Regions from separate parts of the Mus musculus genome. Here region 2 is linked to region 1. The links are chromatin loops, found by intact Hi-C in ENCODE. Cell type or tissue: heart. All regions are shown on one strand. Links, peaks and the distances in the headings refer to the core of each region. The heading gives the core; the rest is flanking DNA. Region 1 overlaps Atg10 (autophagy related 10). Region 2 overlaps Atg10 (autophagy related 10).

Region 1 (8,923 bases), core at 315-8,314:
CTGGGATATTTCCAGAGAGAAGACACAGAACAAAGTGCAAAGGAAGGCAGAGTCCACGGACTTCAGGCCCTGGGGACGGAAGCTGCCCTCCTCTGCTTAAGTACAATGGAAGGAATTGTGGATAGCAACTCCTGGTAAAAATCTTCAAGATCAGTTTTTCCAAAGCCATGATGTTCTCTTTGGATACATATAATCAGTGTAAATGTCTAATGAGAGAACCACTTAGAGCTCAGGCTCCTGGCAATTATGTGGCTCCTCCTGCTTCTCACCCCATTCTGATAATAAGATGCTCCCCCGCCCCCACCCCCCTTCCTTGGAGCACGTTCCTGGGGATTTTGTTGAGCTAAAATTAGTTTTTCTCTTTAGAAGCTCTCTCAAAGACACTCCAAGAAGAAAATTCCCTGGGATGTGATAAATTCATTGCAGCGACTATGCAACCCCTTCTAATAATGAAAGCTGTTAGGTAAATATCTGAGCTCAGGGAGGTTAGTATGTTCCCAGTTTCCTGACTACTAACAATCAGAAACAAGGTAGCAGAAGCAATGCCACCCACAGCTGAAGCGTGACAGGGTCAGAGTCCAGGCTACAGAAATAGGATCACGGGGAGTTTTAAGTTTAGGGCTTTTGAGACAACTGTGAGTATTTTGGAAGCAAGTAAGTAAAGGATTGCACTGACGCGTAAGTCAAAGGTCACAGTTTCTTCTCCTTCCCCTCTTCCTTCCTCTCTACTCCTGAGACAGGGTCCCCACTATGCAGCCTAGGCTAGCCTCAAACTTGAAGAAGACCTCTTACTCTGGAGAGGGACCACAGGCCTCCATCATGAGGCAGGTAGATTGCAAGCTCAAGGCTGGCCTATGCTACAAAGTAAAACCCTGTGTCAAATAAAAATATTAAAATAGTAATGGTAATAACAAGAATGCTGTAAAGATACAAGTAGAACCTCAGCTCACTTCACAATCACTTTATTTCATCAGAGTAATCTCTGTTGAATTTTAAGAACTGATTTTCATTAATTTTGGTTTCATTGGCGTCTCTACACAAGAAAGCCTAGAAACGCAGAAGAGTTTAGGGTCCTGAAAGAAGACTGGTACAGGAAAGACATGGGCTCTGTGTATTCAATCATGAGATGGAGCCTGATGTAGAGGCTAAGCCGACCATTCTTTTCTCCTTCCAAACTGAACAGTCAAGTTCCATGCAGCCTCAGACCCAGGAGTCTTTACCGATCTACTTACTGGTCCGTAATAGTTATGTACACAGCCAATGAATATGTTTCTGACCAAAACATCCTACTTCTTAATATTATTTCACATATATTATTCTTTATTGTGAATGGTCATTGCAACTTCCCCTACATAATATGCCATCTTGTTACTAAATCACAGTGTATACCACAATGAAACATTTGGATGATTTTCCAGTTTTATATTATTATATGTTGTGCATATATATATTCCTTATGGCTTATCTCCTTAGAATAACATTTATGACTGTGTTAAGACAGTAGGAATATGTGTATTGCCTATCCCTTTATAAGAAGATTCAGTTAACTTTTGTTGCCCTGGTACAAATTGCATTCCAATCCCTGCTTATTTTAAAGTAACACTGTCTTAATATTGCAACTTTGAAATATTTCATATCAACAGTGCATAGAATCTTTCATAAAGCCCTAGGCAACCAGCTTTGGCTTTACGCCACTTTTGACCTGGCCACGGGATGCAAACCGAGAAATAATTGACTTGTTGCAAAATAACAGAGGGAGGAGGGTTGTGCTTGGGGTGGGTCTGACTGTCTAAAATGCTTGTAAATTTATAAAGTACAGTGCTCTTCCTGACTGGACAGGGCAAGAGTCAGACTTTTCAAAAGCAGTATGTTTCAAGGCTCTATGTTCTAAGAATGGGCTTGCATTTTCTGGCACGAGTCTTCTACAAGCTGCTGTTTGAATCTCAAAGGGCCATGGAAATAGGACATAGAAAATCAAATTAACTAAAGCTCATATTTGCCTGAGTTCCTGCATTGATTGGTATTAATATGGCAAGAGTGTTAACATACCCCTCAGGAAAAAAAATCTATTTACCCTGCAAAGGGTCTGAAGAGAAATATTAAAGAAGTGGCTGGTGGGATGGTTCAGAGGCTAAAGGAGCTTGCCACTAGGTGTGACCAGCTGAGTTCGATCCCTGGAACTACACAGTAGAAGGTGAGAACTGACCAGGTGCCCTCTGACTGCACAACCCCCACACAAACAATAATAAAAACAAAAATATAACAAAAAATTGAAACAGGAATATTAAGTCTAAATATCAACCTACGGAACTGTATATTCGATATGCTGACATAAAATTTACCTACAAACAAGGTAGCATCCGAACTTTCATCATGAAGCATAGTGTGTGTGTGTGTGTGTGTGTGTGTGTGTGTATATGTGCGTGTGTGTGTGTGTGTGTACCTAGATAGTATATACATGTCATTTTCAGTGTACTGTAAAACTGATGATCATAAATGAAACTATCGCATAACTCTCTGACATGTGTTCAACTGAAAATAAATACCCACCATTATTCACTGAAAAACATAGAAATACTTGGAAATTTTATTTTTTCTTTCTGTCATATTTCCATCCTGCTTTTTATCATAATGTATATTTTATGCTTAAAATCATTTTATTGATCTTTATGTAAAGCTAAAAACAGATATATATGGAGAACAGGGTTTTATATTTCTCTGTGATAATTTCAGAAAATACTACATTGGGTATCTGATTTAGTTCTCAATAAAATTTTCACTAGTACTTAGATGACTGAAATAACAAATATATTTAAATTTTAATAAATAAAATTTTAATAAAATTTAATAAAAATTACAAAGCAAAAGTAATTTTTGAAGTTACAAGTAACCGCATCATATAGCATATATAAGTATTCCGGCATACTTATATGGACTTTCATCAGTACGTAAATATTTTCTATGTAGCACAGTTTTTCATGTGTGTATAAATCACTAGACTCATTTCACTATCCTACTATTATTATCCCCATCTTATAGATGTAGAGTAAGGAGAAGAAAGTTGAGATGACTCCTCGGAGACTCTCTGTCTCCATATCGGAGGCACATACCTATCTCCTCTGCTCTCTAATACTTAGATCTGGGACATGGGTGCCATAAATGAAGCTGCCACGTTACTCTGTTCAGTGCCCTGGTATGAGCAAAGGCTAAAGGGCAGGGGGCGGGGATTGGAAGGGAAAATCTCTACTTCAAGTGTCTCCACAGTCAGTCAGATTGTTTGAGCGGGTATCTACGAAAGTAGGAGATACAGAAATTCTTTCCCTTAAAGCATTATTCTCATACATCTATTGAGAAGACGGTGAGAACATCAAGGGAACACCCCATTTTAAGGGCCGATGTCTCCTCTATCTATGATACAATAAAAATCAGAGAAAGTTTTGTAAGTCATTTTTAATGCTTTTGATTCTAATTTTAATTAAAATTTAAATAATTTTAACTCCCAAATTTCATCTTAAAATGGCAGTCAGTGTTTCCCTGGAATGACACGAATGCTAAACTGTAACAGCATGGCCGTAATCGTAACTATAATCTACATGGTTGGCTTATAATGATGATATGCAATGCATGAGAAGACAGCAGGTCAATAATGGAGCCGTGCACACAACGCTCCTTTCAAAATCTGTATTTGCATTTCTATTACTGAGATCATTTCCTAATAATGAAGTTGCCATGAGAGAAGTCCCCATTACGAAGGAAGCAGTGTTACAGAAACAGCATTATTAAAGCATCGCTGTGTACAGGAACTTTTATTAGGGTGATACAAGTTATATATCATTGTAATAAAGTTCCTATTATAACTTTAATTGCATAAAGCTGTGTTTGAGTATAGCAATGTGAGAGCTGCAGGACTTTTAATAAACTATCAAAATAATGCTTTGGTAATAGGATTGTTTAGCATAGTAATACTTCAGGGAAGACCAAGCTCACTAATGGATGATGCTTATTTCACTGATTATACATGCTCTATCAAGAATTAAAATGAAAAAAAAATGGGAAAGAGATGAGACATGATCTCTGATGCAATATGCTAATATATGCATGGAAACACACACATTAGTTCTCTTTAATATAACAAATCAATATCTCCAATTCATCTGTTCATGGAAGATTGTAATCTGGAAATATGGCCATCAATGACTATAATAATTAAAAGATTTAATGCTCAGGTTGAAGGCTTGCTGGCAATCTAAATGCTAACAAAAACAATGAGAAAACCTACAAACATGCTGACATATGCTGAAAAGTGCCTGCTAGAAAAATTAGAGACATATGAGCTTTAAGAACTTAAACACACACATGCACACATACCATGAATTGACTTTAAATGATTAATTTCTTCCCTTCAACCAAGAAACAGGGCTATACATTCATTATGTGCACACTCAAAGATGCTTGTACACATTGTCTGCTTCAGAGTTATAGCTACAAGTTAAAACTTCACTTAGGTTCACAACAGGGAACTTTAGTATATTTGTTATTTATGTATTTACACTTTTTTTTTTTTCAAAATTCTCTAATAGAGTCAGTCTTGGGCTGTTCCTCCTGGAAACATGTAGAACATCCGCCAGCAGAGACCGCCAGAGAGCCATCCACCACACTGTAGGCATGGATGCTAGGCTTGCTGCTGAGGAGAAACAGGCAGAGAAGGAGCCCGGCTGTGACAGGCTGACATAAGCTAAGGAGATGGAGACCACAGCCAGTGCTACAACCACCACATCTTCCCCCTCAATAGAGAAGCCAACGTCATTGGTTCTAGACTCCTGTGGCCTGTCTAGGAAGCAACAGCTGGCTAATCTGGAATCTGCTTGAAAAGCTAAGTGCTTTTCTTTATAAGAAAGCATCTCCTTGCCACAATGCCGTCTTCATACTGCCTTCCAGCTGTGAAGGTTCACAAACATGTGGGTACGGTCAACTTAAAACCCAGGATGTTCGTCTTCCCTAGTGACTCACGTGATTCAAAGGCAAACATGAGCAAAAAGCTCCTCTAATGCTATAGCTCTCATGTCTTTGCATTAACTGAGGGGCACTGTAATAGTTAGCTGGTATGGTAGTTTTTAAGATTACAACATTCTCCTTCAAATATGATCTAGCCAAACTACTTTGCACTGGCAATGAGGAAATCTATTTCTTAAATTCACAAATCTTGGAGTCTTTTACTTGGTACATTTTCATACTGAACAAGTACAGGGCTCAATTATTGTGTCAGTTGACTAAACATCTGCATATCTGCTATGTGGTGACACCCACATATTTGTAGAAATATCAGTTTTCATGCATAAAACAAAAAGTTTAAACCATGTAATTTTGAAAAATCTAACTTTCGCATTCCTTTAGTTTTACAGCTGACAACAGACACAGACCTTTTTCTTTAACTCAAGTGAACAACCCATTCTGTCTACTCAAGACCTCCAGAGACACCAACTCCCCATAGTGACAGGAAGAGCCTTTCAGATGAACACCTCCAGAGGCTCAGAAGTTCACTTTCACTGAAGGACTGTTTTGAAATCTCCTTTCACTTCATTGCTCTGACCCCTTAATTCTCCAAAGCATCTTTCAGCACCCCCACCCCCACCCCCACCCAAAGCACAGCTTCCACCAAACACTCCCATTTCTTTTCACCTATTGGAAGTTAGTCCCAAAATGAACTCTGGCGAGCATCTCTCCTCCAGCCGGCTCTAGTTCAGGCTTTTCATTCTTTCTCCGTTTTCATTCACTACAGAAACTCAAATGCTAACCTGATATCATCCCTTGCTCAATCATTTTGGGAACATAAATCTCTGTCAACAACCAATCAGAGCTCTGCGTCACAGGATAATGCCTGATTAATAGATTTGGGGTTTGCCTGGCTAAAAATCTATACCTACATGATAAAGTCTCAACTGCAAAGGTCTCTGTTTTTCTTGTAACTTGGTCCAGACAACTTTTCCAGACCGTCTTTTAGAGTATGCCTAATCACAGAACAGAGAGAAGGCTTCGGTGTGTACCTACCACATACCAAAGCATAATCTAAGCCCTAAACATCCTGCTGGCAAACACAACCACAAAGGTTCTGTGTTGCTCATACTCTCCCAACCCGAGCTGCTGCTGCTCATCCTCACAGCTATGCTGTCCCAGTTAGAGAAGGCTGGCTTTGCCCACACTGTATATTCCTATTGCAACTGTTATGGCTAGCTAGCATTTTCTTACTGCTGTGCCGGTCTTTCTATCTGAAAAATTCTCTCCACTTCAGTTCACAATAAAGTCTCTTCTAACTACAGCCAACTAATGTCTTCTGGGAGGAAAATTAGCCTCTCCCAGGGATGAGCCCCCTTATTGGTTGTCCAGTACAGAGTGGTTCACACACACACAAACACACACCAAAAATGATCTTACTACACTGTATTATTTAGACATACACATACATACATACGAATTGTATACATACGTATGTATGTTAACAACAATAATAAAAGAAGCTATAAACTGGAGAGTAGGAGACACAGGAGTGCTTCAAAGGAGGGTGGCCGGGCAGGACTAGAAGGAGAAAAGGGAGAAAAGGGAAGAAAGAAAGTGTTGTGTTCTAATTAAACTAAACACTTATTTAGGGGCTGGGGAAATTGCTCAGCAGTTAAGAGCACTGGGTGCTCTTCCAAAGGACCTGGGTTTGCCTCCTAGAATGCACACAGTCATTCAAACTCCACTTTGAATGGAGATTCCCATGTCTTCTTCTGGACTCTGCAGGTACTGTACAAACATACAAACATGCAGGCAAAGCGCCCATACACACAGACTAAAATTAAATAAAAATTTAAAGAGCCTGTTTTTAAAACATCTCTCTTTATAATCTCTCAGTGGTCTATGGCTTTAGCATGTCTTACCTGTACTAGCTGTCTAAGGCTATAAAGATTTCATTGTAGTCTTATGTAGTATTTTTTGAAGATTTTTTTATTATTATTTAAAATTATGTGTGTGGACATACGCATGCGAGTACACATATCCTTAGGAGTCAGAGACAATGAATCTCTCTGGAGGTGGACTTAAGAGTTTGTATGGTGTTGGTGCTGGGCCTTGAACTGGAGTCCTCTGCAAGAGCAGTCAGGACAAGCTCTTAACTGTTGAGCTTTCTCGGCAGCCCAGTTATGTGAAACTATTATCAACAATATCATATTATTATTGACCAATTCTTTTGTGTCATCTATGTGCTATTGTCCATCTTTGGAGAAAGGAGCTCATTCTATAGTTTTCTGTTCCCCAAACAGTGCTATCTCTCACGGAGCCTCATACCAATTCCATAAATCTCTATTTGTTAGTTATTGATGGCTGACGGCAAGACATGCCGGTGCTGGATGACGAAACTTATCTCTCACATCCAGGGGTGATCCGTAGAAATTTCGGAGGATCTCTCTCTGCCTAGCGACTGATAACACGGCCAATGTGTCACACAACTTAGCAACAGCCTAAGAGCTGTCATTCCTCATTCTGGTGACAAGCCACAAGTGTGCAGACACTGGCATGCAGACAGTATGTAATAAGATTATTTATATTCCAACTAATAACTTTCTTTTGCCATCTGCATATAGTAGAGATTGGATACATTCTTATCTGTGTGCTTATAGTGGAATTTCAATCTTTGGAGGCAACAAAGGGCATCTTAAAAAAAAATAACAAAAAACAAAACCAGATAGCAGATGATAATGGTATATGAGTGTGGCCTTGTTTGGTGCTATTAGTCACTGCAGATGCGTCTGCTATCTCTCGTCTGCATCTATAACTCTCACCACTGCCTCTTTACAGAGTAAACAAATGCTGCTTATAAACTTCTGGACACAGCCTGTCTGCATAGGGCTTTCTAATCCTCCAACCTGCTTAATAGACTTAAAAGCCTTGTTAAAACAAAGTGTATGGCATACAAATGACAGCACTATTCTGAGGGCTGTATCAGGGATGGTGTGGCCAAACTCCTTAAGCACAACACTTGCTTTCTTTGAAACCTAAAAGAACGACATGGCCTGACTGTTATCTTGGCAAGCACAGTTCTGCTCACACTATGTAACTGCAGCCTATGCACCTCTGAGATCCTAAGGGATGTCTTCCACCCCCGAAGCCCATTTGAGTTGTTATTAACCTTAGTGGACGATTTCTGTACAAGTATAATCACTGCCAGATGGCCCACCAAATGATGACTGCTTCATGGGATAAAAGCCATGGATCTCTATATAAATATAACATTACAACTCCTTTATGAACTATACAATAGAGTTAATTATAAATTTGGCAAATTATTTAATGAATACAAGGTCTGTTATCAACCTGAGGTAAGACCATTAATATCAGTAACAACTAATATGTACTATGTGACTATATACTATGAACTAGGAACTATTCAAAATGTTGTTTGTTAGTTCACAAAGCAACTTGGTGAGATTTGTGGTCTTAATGAATTTTATAGGTAAAGAAACTGAGGCACAGAAAGGCTCGGTATCTTCCTTAGATATTTACACAAGCCACACAAAGCAAAACAAAGCATAACAAAACATCTACTCCTACGCTAGAGGATATTATATTCTGGTAGGAGACATGGCCTGTTGCAGCTTCTGTTCAGACATTCTAAAGTGAGAAATACAGAAATATCAAAAGGGGCCAGAGGGACATATACGCTGGGAAACTATGGTAGCTAGGGAGAAAGTTTGAGACAGAGCCATGGAAGCAATGGCATGATGTTGTGGAGGAACAGCATGGTGTATATAGGGACCAAGAGAGAAATGGAGAGCTCAAGTGGAAGAAGGTGTGAATGGGTGGGTGGGGGGTGTTTCCTCAGCCTGCACCATCCCTTGTGGGACCGTGAAAGGCAGCCTGTTTGGGTTGAGCGAGGCTTGCTCCGGAG
Region 2 (8,923 bases), core at 563-8,562, 240 kb after region 1:
TAAGTTTTCAGAGTTTGCTTCAAAAACACATCATTTGAAGGCACGGGGAAAAACAAAGCCAAGTTAATTAAATTGAGATATATTACGTCATTTCATATATAACACAGATGCTTTGAAAAACTGTGTTTCTGGCTGTGAGTTGATAATTGTGGGATCCAGGTGATAGGTACATAGAAATTCATTATACGATTCTCTCTAGTGTTATATGCTGGAATTTTTCATAAGACATTAAAAATAAAGATGGCTGTGCAAATAAATGAGGTATGAAACTCAGCAGGGTGGAAGGAGTGATGGGGGACCATGGTGGGCTTTTTACTCAGATCACACTGACAGATAAAGCATGAAGACACTTTACAATCTACCTTAAATTATGGACTTAGATTTAGATAGTAAAATGGAGAAGGATTTGAAAAAAAAAAAAAGCAATGTGTATTACTCAGAGACAAAGATGCCTTTGAAAAATGAATTGTCAAGCAGTTTAAATTTATACTCCATTAAATTTAAGTGTTTTACTTAGTTATTTTTTGAAGGAAGAAGGTTTTGGTTCTGGTTTGTTTGTTTGTTTGTTTGTTTGTTTGCTTGTTTTTGCCGTCATTGTTGTACTGAGATGCAGAATTGCTCTATAACCTTAGCTGTCCTGGATCACACTATATAGCCCAGGCTAACCTTGAACTCAGAGCAATTTATCTACCTTAACCTCCCAAATACTGACATAACACCATACCTAGCCATTATTTTTTTTACATTATATAAATTAAGGAACAGCCTTTATAACAACTAGTTCCTAAGTTACACTGCAAATAATAAAGATATTTCTGATGTGTTATTATGCGTCTTTTGAAATACAATCAAGCAGGTTTAACTGAGGAATCAGTGATTAATGCAGGGGGAAAGCTCTCTAATTCTTCTTTAAGAATAACATACAAAGCCAGCCATGTTAGCACATGCCTGTAATCCCAGCATTTGGATATGGAGACAGAGGGCCAGGAGTTCAAGGCCATCCTCAGTTACAGAGCAAGTTTAAGGCCATCTTGGATTACATGAAATTCAGCCTGAAAAGCACAATAAAGAATAACAGAAAATTAGCGAATGTTAACCATATAAAGTCTAACCTCAAGAAAGTGGGAGCATTTCTTTGCAGTGTCTGAATGTCCTGTTTCCACACCACAGAGACAGAAAGAAACTTTCAAGTGTGTGAGAATTGCTTTAGCAATACGCTGTGAAAAACAGATTTACAGATATTAATTTAAAAAGAAAGTTCAGGTCCCCAAAGCTCACATAAAAACGTGGGAGCAGCAGCTTAAGCCTGGGCTCCTGTCCCTGGGGAGGCAGCAACAGGAAGCTCCCTGGGGCTAGCTAGCCAAGCAGTGCATCCGAACTGAAGCAGACAACACAGGCAATAAACAGTGAGCAACCTTGCCTTGCTGGGCTTAGGCTGCGCACCGGTGCTCTTGGTGGTGAGGACTCTCCGTGTGTATCGTGTATCATGCACACACACACAACTCCAATGTATCTATCCAGCTGTATGTTGGCAACCTAGCACCCCATCTCACTGACTTCCAAGCACACCCCACTTCAAAGGATGCAAGAAGTCTCTGTTCCTCATAAGGCCCACCAGTCATATGGTTTCTAGTCAATGATGGCTGACTAGAAACCAGTCAAACATACCTATGATGACTCACACATACCCGGGTTGCCTGAAGCTCTTGAGGGCCCTCACTCCTATTTCTTTCTTATCTATACTACCAAGTTGCCTTAAATACGTTTCTTGCTACTCTGGGATCTGTGTGAACCTTTATTACAGGAATAATGAGCCAAGAACCAGAAAACACCAGCCAGAACCTCACCACCACTAATAAAATGACTAAGGAGAGTCTGGATCTCAAAAGTTCTGATAAGGAGTGACTAAGAACCACACTGCACATCAACCTCTGGCCTATACAAACACACACACAAATATAACACATGTGTGAACAGACACACACACACACATAACAAACACAATTAACAAATAGAAAACTCTAGAAGGAGAGTTGAAATGAGCTTTTTTGTTGTTTTTGTTTTTGTTTTTGTTTTTACAGTGTGGGAAGCCTTGTGCATGGTTGGCAGGTGTGATTTCCCTGAGCTACATCTCCAGCCTACTGTGATATTAAATTTCTAAATACATACTAAAGATTTCATGAATGCACAAAAATAGAGCTGAGATTCGTGGCGCCTCTGTCCAGAGAACGCTAGACCTTCTTATATGATATTGGGCTTTACGGACTGCAATAAGATCACAGTAACCCCAAGTGAAGATGCCTGTAGACATGTTTTATGATTCACCATAATAAACATCATTAACCATGTGGTATAAGGAGAAGAGCACTGGCTCATATAGTGGCTTTATTGGTTTTCTTAAAACATAAAAAGGACCCACTCTGAAAACAGCAAAGGCTAAGAGTGAACATTATAAACATTGCTGTGAAGTTCAAGTTAGATCAATAATCAAAAACTAGGTGGAAAGAGGTTTTAAAGTTTGTTAGCTTAATATTATTACTTCAAAACAATTTAAAAATCAGAGAGAAATGAATCCATAATTGAATCTGAGTGTACAATGTCTAAACTTGGAACACTCCCTGTCCCCTAGTGCTCCCGTCCTCAGGGTACATGCATGCAAGCACACGAATGCTGTCTGTCTATACAGAGTAGAGGGCTCCATTGCTCTCCAACCCCTGACCCTGGAAATTACCTGAGACTTAGAATCCTTTCATGGTACTTTGTGTTTTAGCACTGACAAAAAAAATATATCCATTTTTCAGAATGGCTTTTTCTCTGATTCTGGGCATTTAGAGAGAGATGTGAGCTCTAGAGTGGACAGTGAAACTGTAGAAATAGTAGTGGGGGAAGCCACGGTGTTAAGTAGCTTCTATGTTATTCTGTGATAAAACAGGGTTCCAACTGAATACAAGGGAAAAAAATCATGCAGGAGATAGGGCCTAGTCAAAGATATTTTGTAAAGGGCTAGCTATAGCTAAGTAGGACAGATAAGTTATGAGGGAGCTCAGAGGCAATGAAAATGGGTCACGTGGGGAGCTCAGCAGGTCTGAGCCCGTGTAGAGGCAGCATAGAGCCCCTCTCAGAGCTCAGGTCAGGCACATACACTGAGGCAGGGCTGGCTGAGAAACCAGTCAAGCCACACAGACACCCGACCCCAGAACTACCGTGCTGCCTACCCACAGACCACCCAGGACGCCTCACTAAAGTCTGGTTTGATCTTCACCGTGTTTAAGATCATGACTTTTAACCAGTTACCAACACTTAACAACTCAGAAACTTCTCCTAAATCAGGAGTTTTTACTTTTCTCAAAATATTAAAAGATCTAAACGTTCAGACAGCCTGGACAGCCACTTACCATCGGCCCCATTTTTCACACTGCTTAATCCCTGAAGGTTTGTCCCACGTACCTTACACCCAGGTCTCCACAGACACAGACATTTGCTTTTACAGTCACTACCTTCAGGCTACATGGATCTTCTCTGGTGTTGGTGTTTTGTTTTGCTATCTAAGGGCTTATCCCACTTGGGGTAAAGGCCCTTAATTAAAGGTACAATGCTCACTTAAAGGGTAAGGACCTTTCTTAACTCAGTAGCCAGGACAGTAAACATGCAATTAGACTTCACTATGCTATTTCAGAGACTGGCCAGCAACAAAGTCCAATCTTAAAAACTAATTCTTCAGACCATAGTTTACAATTACAGTGAAGAACTTCTGGCAGAAATGTCTCCCCGCCCGAAGGCTCCCCCGAACTCTAGAACTACCTCGTTTCACACCCAATGGCATACAGACCCCAGTCCTACTCTATTAGATCTCTGAAATGTTAACAGTGTTACCTTGCTTCCAGCTAATACAGAAGGGGGCGGGCAGAGATAGATACAGTGGAACCTGCCTGTGATCCCAGCACTTGGGAGGCAGAGTTTAAGGGATCAGAAGTTCAAGGCCGGCCTCAGTTACATGATGAATTGAAAGTCAAACCAGAGCTACATAAGCCTCTGTCTTAAAAACATAACAAAATAAAAAGGGCAAAGGGCAAAGAGAAACTTCCCGCATGGTTCCCAGGAGGTTATAAGCCAAAGGGGGACATGAGGGGCTTATTCACTACCTTACCGGAAAACCTGGATCTTAAATTATGTTTTTCATTATTGAAATATTCTTGAAAGTTCTAGCTCTTTGAAAGCACCATGAAATTTAGTATATTTTAGTCTTTAAACATGAGTTCCAGCTATCCAATCTACAGAGTGTGAAAATGGTTAGAAATGTGTTTTAAAAATAATCATAATTTTGAGATTTCTGAGAATTTCCAGGAACACTGATCCATTTTCCTGATTCTCAAAAAGTAGCATAAAGGGTATCTGAGAACACCGCTTTTTCTTACTGTGTGCTATAATTCTAAAATTTATTGCTGCCAAATAAAAAGTAACTTTATAAGAGTCAGAAACCTATACCTGAGCTTCAGTTCCTAACACCAAGAGAGGTAGAAAAGGAATAAGGAAGGGAGGGAAGGAGGAAGAATGGGAGGGAGGGAGGGAGGGAGGGAGGGACTTAGACTCATTGACTATCAGAACAATTAAATTAAGCTAAAGACAGAGAGCTGTTAGGAGTATTGCTTACCATGTTCCTTCTCGATTGTGAAACAACACAGGAATATCACAAAGAATGCAGTATGGACCCAGCAAAGTTACTGGTGTAATATTGACATGCAGAGATAGTGATTCCTTAATAGAACTCAGAGAACATATAATATGAATGAAAATTCAAACATAATAGTAATAAAAACTATAAAACTACCCAAGAGTAAATTTAATAAAGGCACAAATGAAGTCAGCTGTCCACACAGGGCCTGAGGAAAGGCCCCTAGGGGTTAAAAATCTCTGATTATCACTGTGACTCATGCCTGTAATCCCAGTTCAGCGGAAGCAGGCTGCACCACCAAGCAAGACCATGTCTCGAAGTAATACAGTGTTGAGTCACTAAGGAAACAGTACATCTGAGAACACCCACAAGCACCCAGGAGCCACCAGTCAGAGCTTGGTTTAGGGAAATAACCCCAAGGAGACCATGGCTTCAGCCCAGTGACATTCTGAGCTGGCGCAGGACCTGCATCTCCCAACTCAGTCCTACATCGCAGGAACCAGGGACAAACGTTCAGGTTTCTCAGATGCACACAGGAACCAGGAAGCACAGAAGCAAGAGCCTGAGCCGGCCATGAATCAACTGAAGTGTCAGACGGGAAAACCTGTTCTCGAAAAAGACTTCAGGCAACTCACAGAAAGCCTTTAGCAGAGAACACTACCAATTGTGTATAGGGAAATACTTGAGCATATCAGGCTTTTTTACATTATTTTAGAATAGAATCAAAAGACTAAACATTCTGTACGATCTTTGTTATTAAGCAGTTCTCAAATATCCCAGTCCTTAATCCTGGAGACTCTTTGAGTGCTGAGCTTTGACATGATTTCAGGATTACCATTACCATTACCATTACCATTACCATTACCATTACCATTACCATTACCATTACTATTACCATTACTCTCTAGAACAGCGGCTCTCAACCTTCCTAACTCTGGGACCCTTAAGGGCTAACAAGCAGCTGAAAGAGTCAGATGCAGATACTTACACCCAACCAATGGACAGAAGCTGAGGACCCCTGTGGTTGAGTTAGGGAAAAGATGGAAGAAGCTGAGGAGGAGGGCAACACCATAGGAAGTCCAGCAGTCTCAACTAACCTGGACCCCCAAGGTCTCTTAGACACTGAGCCACCAACCAGGCAGCATACATCAGCTGATATAAGGCCCCTGACACATATACAGCAGAGGACTGTCTAGGTCTGGCCCCAGTGAGAAAAGATGCACCCAACCCTCGAGAGACTTGAGGCCCCAGGCAGTGGGGAGGTCTGGTGATGTGGGGATGGGGGGAGACATCCTCTTGGAGACAGGGTTGGATGTATGGGATGAGGAACAGACAGAGGGCGGACCAGAGGGGGATAATGACTGGAATGTAAAAAAAGGTTAAAGAATAAATAAAGAACTGATTCAATATGAAAAAAAAAGAGAAAGAGCTCCTCATGTTGTGTTGACCCCAACCATAAAATTATTCTGTTGTGACTTCATAGCTGTAATTTTGCTACTATTGTGAATTATAATGTAAATATTTAATACGTGACCTCCAAAGGGGTCTCAACTCACAGGTTGAGAACCATGGCTCTAGACAAAAATAGTGTCCTAAGAAAATTCTAGTATAGCCAGGTGTGATGACACAAGCCTGTAATTCCAGGACTTGGGAGGTAGTGGCAGGAGAGAGACTATTCAATGTCATCTTTGATAACGTATAAAGTTCAAGGTCAGAGCCTATCTCAAAACTGAAACCAAAGAGAAAGGGAGAGAGATCATTTATAATGTAAACAACTAGTTTGAAGCTCCAGAGAAACATTTATTTACATAGCAATAATTAATATTGTAAGGGACCTTATCTATTAATTCAGGAAGGTCACCTAAGGACTTTTTTAGATAATACTTTATTAGCCAAATAATTATGATTACATATAGTTGGAATAATAAAATAGACATCTGTTTTAGTGAATGCTTTAAATTCTTGCCTTTTGTTAATTCAACCCCACTTTTATTCCTTATTATCAATTATCGATATCTTTATACAACAAAAATAAATAACCCTTGACTAAAAAGGGAAATAGGAGCCCCTGTTGTAGCCAGGTGTCATTACCAACACCTGTGACCGGTCAACCGGGAGACAGAGAGGAAGGGCTGCTGTGAGTTTGAAGGCAGCCTGGGATACGTCGAAAACACCAGGCTAGCTCTGCTGTGCAGTTAGACCCCATCAAAACACATGAACCAAACATGCATCTTCTGCTCTCACCTTGGCTGTTCTCCATTCCCAGCCATCGCCTATCTGCTGTGAATGTCTGATGAATTCTGCACAATAATGCTGGAAGCTTTTTTCTCCAAAGAACTCATCCTCCATGTTAATGAGAACTGCAATAAAATAAATAAATAAATAAACAAACAGTATTAGCATTAGCTTAAGTTAGCCAGAGTTGGGCAAGACAATGGAAACCACCCTCAGGGCCACCTGTGAGAGAGTCCCTCTCCCCACAGTCTCACCCTGACCCCATTCGGTTTTAGGGAACATTAACCCTGAAAGCCTATACTTTAAACAAGAGTATTCATCTATGGAGTTCTCTTTGACTGGTATTTAGTTGTTTGAGAGGGATTCTTGTCTGGTTTTCTTTTTGAATTTCTGGGCACTGACCCCAGGGCCTCACACATGTTCAACATGCACCCTACAAATCAACAGATCATCTGACCAAACACTCTGGGCTGTTGTTTGCTTTTATAATGATAAAGGTGATGTTGGACGTAGTATAATCCTCACTATTAATTTTATCTAATTCTGAGATAATGCTCTCAAACATGTTCCTCGAAACCTTCCTGCTTCCTACCTCAGCACTTACACTGCCATGTTACAGTGATTCATGGGAGCCAGCTGCCCTTCACACTTTATTAGAAGGGTCAACTCTCCAACAAATGCTGTTGCAAAGCTTGAAATTGCTTTCCAAGGTATAAAGTTAATTAATTACTACTAGATCGAACTCACAAATGTGACAAGCCAAGAAATACTCATATATTTGTTGTAGAAAGCTGTTCAAAACATAAAGTATTATTTCCAGAAATATTTTAGCACAGAAGAAAACTGCCAGATCATGTAGTTGAGGCCTCTCAATGAAAGAAGCTATATGCAACAAATGCTCTGTCGTCTCATTAGCTGTGAGCATCAAAAACACTGCTTAGCCTATCAACTACTACAGTGTGAGACACTTCACATTGCCACGCAAAACTCTCACAACCCAAAGGTGTATTATCTCCATTCCTTAGATGAAAACTCAAAAAGAATCTGTTCACAGATACAAATAAAAAAGGATTCAGAGCTATGACCTGTCTATTATACAAGCCACTAAGCATGCGGAGAGCCTAGTAATGTCAGAGTAACAGAGCTAAGGACACGGCTTATTCCCAACCCACTAAGCAGACACTTCAAATTTAGCCAAACCTACAAAAGCATGTGTCTATGCACCCAGTTGAATGTATATTAAATAGGCACCGTGCATAGAGAAAAGTTAGACGTGAAAAAGCAGACACTTTGCCTTGTAAGAACTCATGCTCTAAGAAAGGGAGATAACAAAGCAATATCAGTGGAGAGTCCTCACCAGCCTTTATTCACCAAGCTCTGGATTAACTAGCACACTCAACGTTGCTTCAGCACACTGACTCTGCAACATGGCGACCATAAAGCATTCTGTTCCTGAGAGACGAGGGCATGCTCACCAACTATATTCATGTATCATAAATACAGAGTTTAATTAAACAAACCAATAGAAGACAACTGTAATTTCCGTGATTGCATATCTTGTAAATGCCTCAATAAGGGCCAGATAAATGTGTGCCTCTCGAAGAAAAGCCCACTGTTCCCAAGCAAGATGACTGCAGTGTACCTGAAGGCACAGACATGGAGAGGAAACATACAAACCCATGACTCTGTATTCAACCAGCTACATAAGGGGCTTGAGAGCTTCCTTTTAATCAAAACCAGAAATTTAGAAGGTGTGTCCTAGGTTCAGTTTAACCAAGAATAAACTATGATCTGAGTGTAACAGTGTGCCTGTAATTCTAGCTCCTGAGATGGAGGCAAGGAGTTCAAGGTCACTCTCTGAGTCACACAGAGGTCAAAGGCAGACTGGGCTCCATGAGACTCTATCTTTACAAACAAGGTGGAGGGCATGAACAATAAACTTCAATCAAGTAGCTACACTCAAAGAAAATGAATGCTTTAGCCATACTTTCAATTTAAGAATACAGTTTTACATTA

Evidence for each region. Peaks named below come from ENCODE experiments on the same cell type or tissue, not always from the same donor. Only the 100,000 strongest peaks of a DNase experiment are listed, where the experiment ranks them.
Region 2: a loop joins it to region 1, with 1.9 times the contacts of the local background. A loop is called at or near these places in 2 of 42 quality-filtered maps.

Annotation. Positions count from the first base shown.
Region 1 is chr13:90,962,992-90,971,914 of GRCm38, forward strand. The region is part of intron 5 of Atg10 (autophagy related 10); the gene reads right to left. Among named protein-coding and RNA genes, the nearest start is that of Gm46434, 36 kb to the left of the region's middle. In heart, for the core only: a CTCF peak has its summit at 4,631; a DNase peak (open chromatin) is centred at 4,660.
Region 2 is chr13:91,201,402-91,210,324 of GRCm38, forward strand. It overlaps Atg10 (autophagy related 10), which reads right to left. Exons shown (of 8, transcript NM_025770.3): 2 at 6,917-7,032. The coding sequence starts at 7,021. Among named protein-coding and RNA genes, the nearest start is that of Atg10, 18 kb to the right of the region's middle. In heart, for the core only: no CTCF peak of the experiment used is centred there; a DNase peak (open chromatin) is centred at 4,970.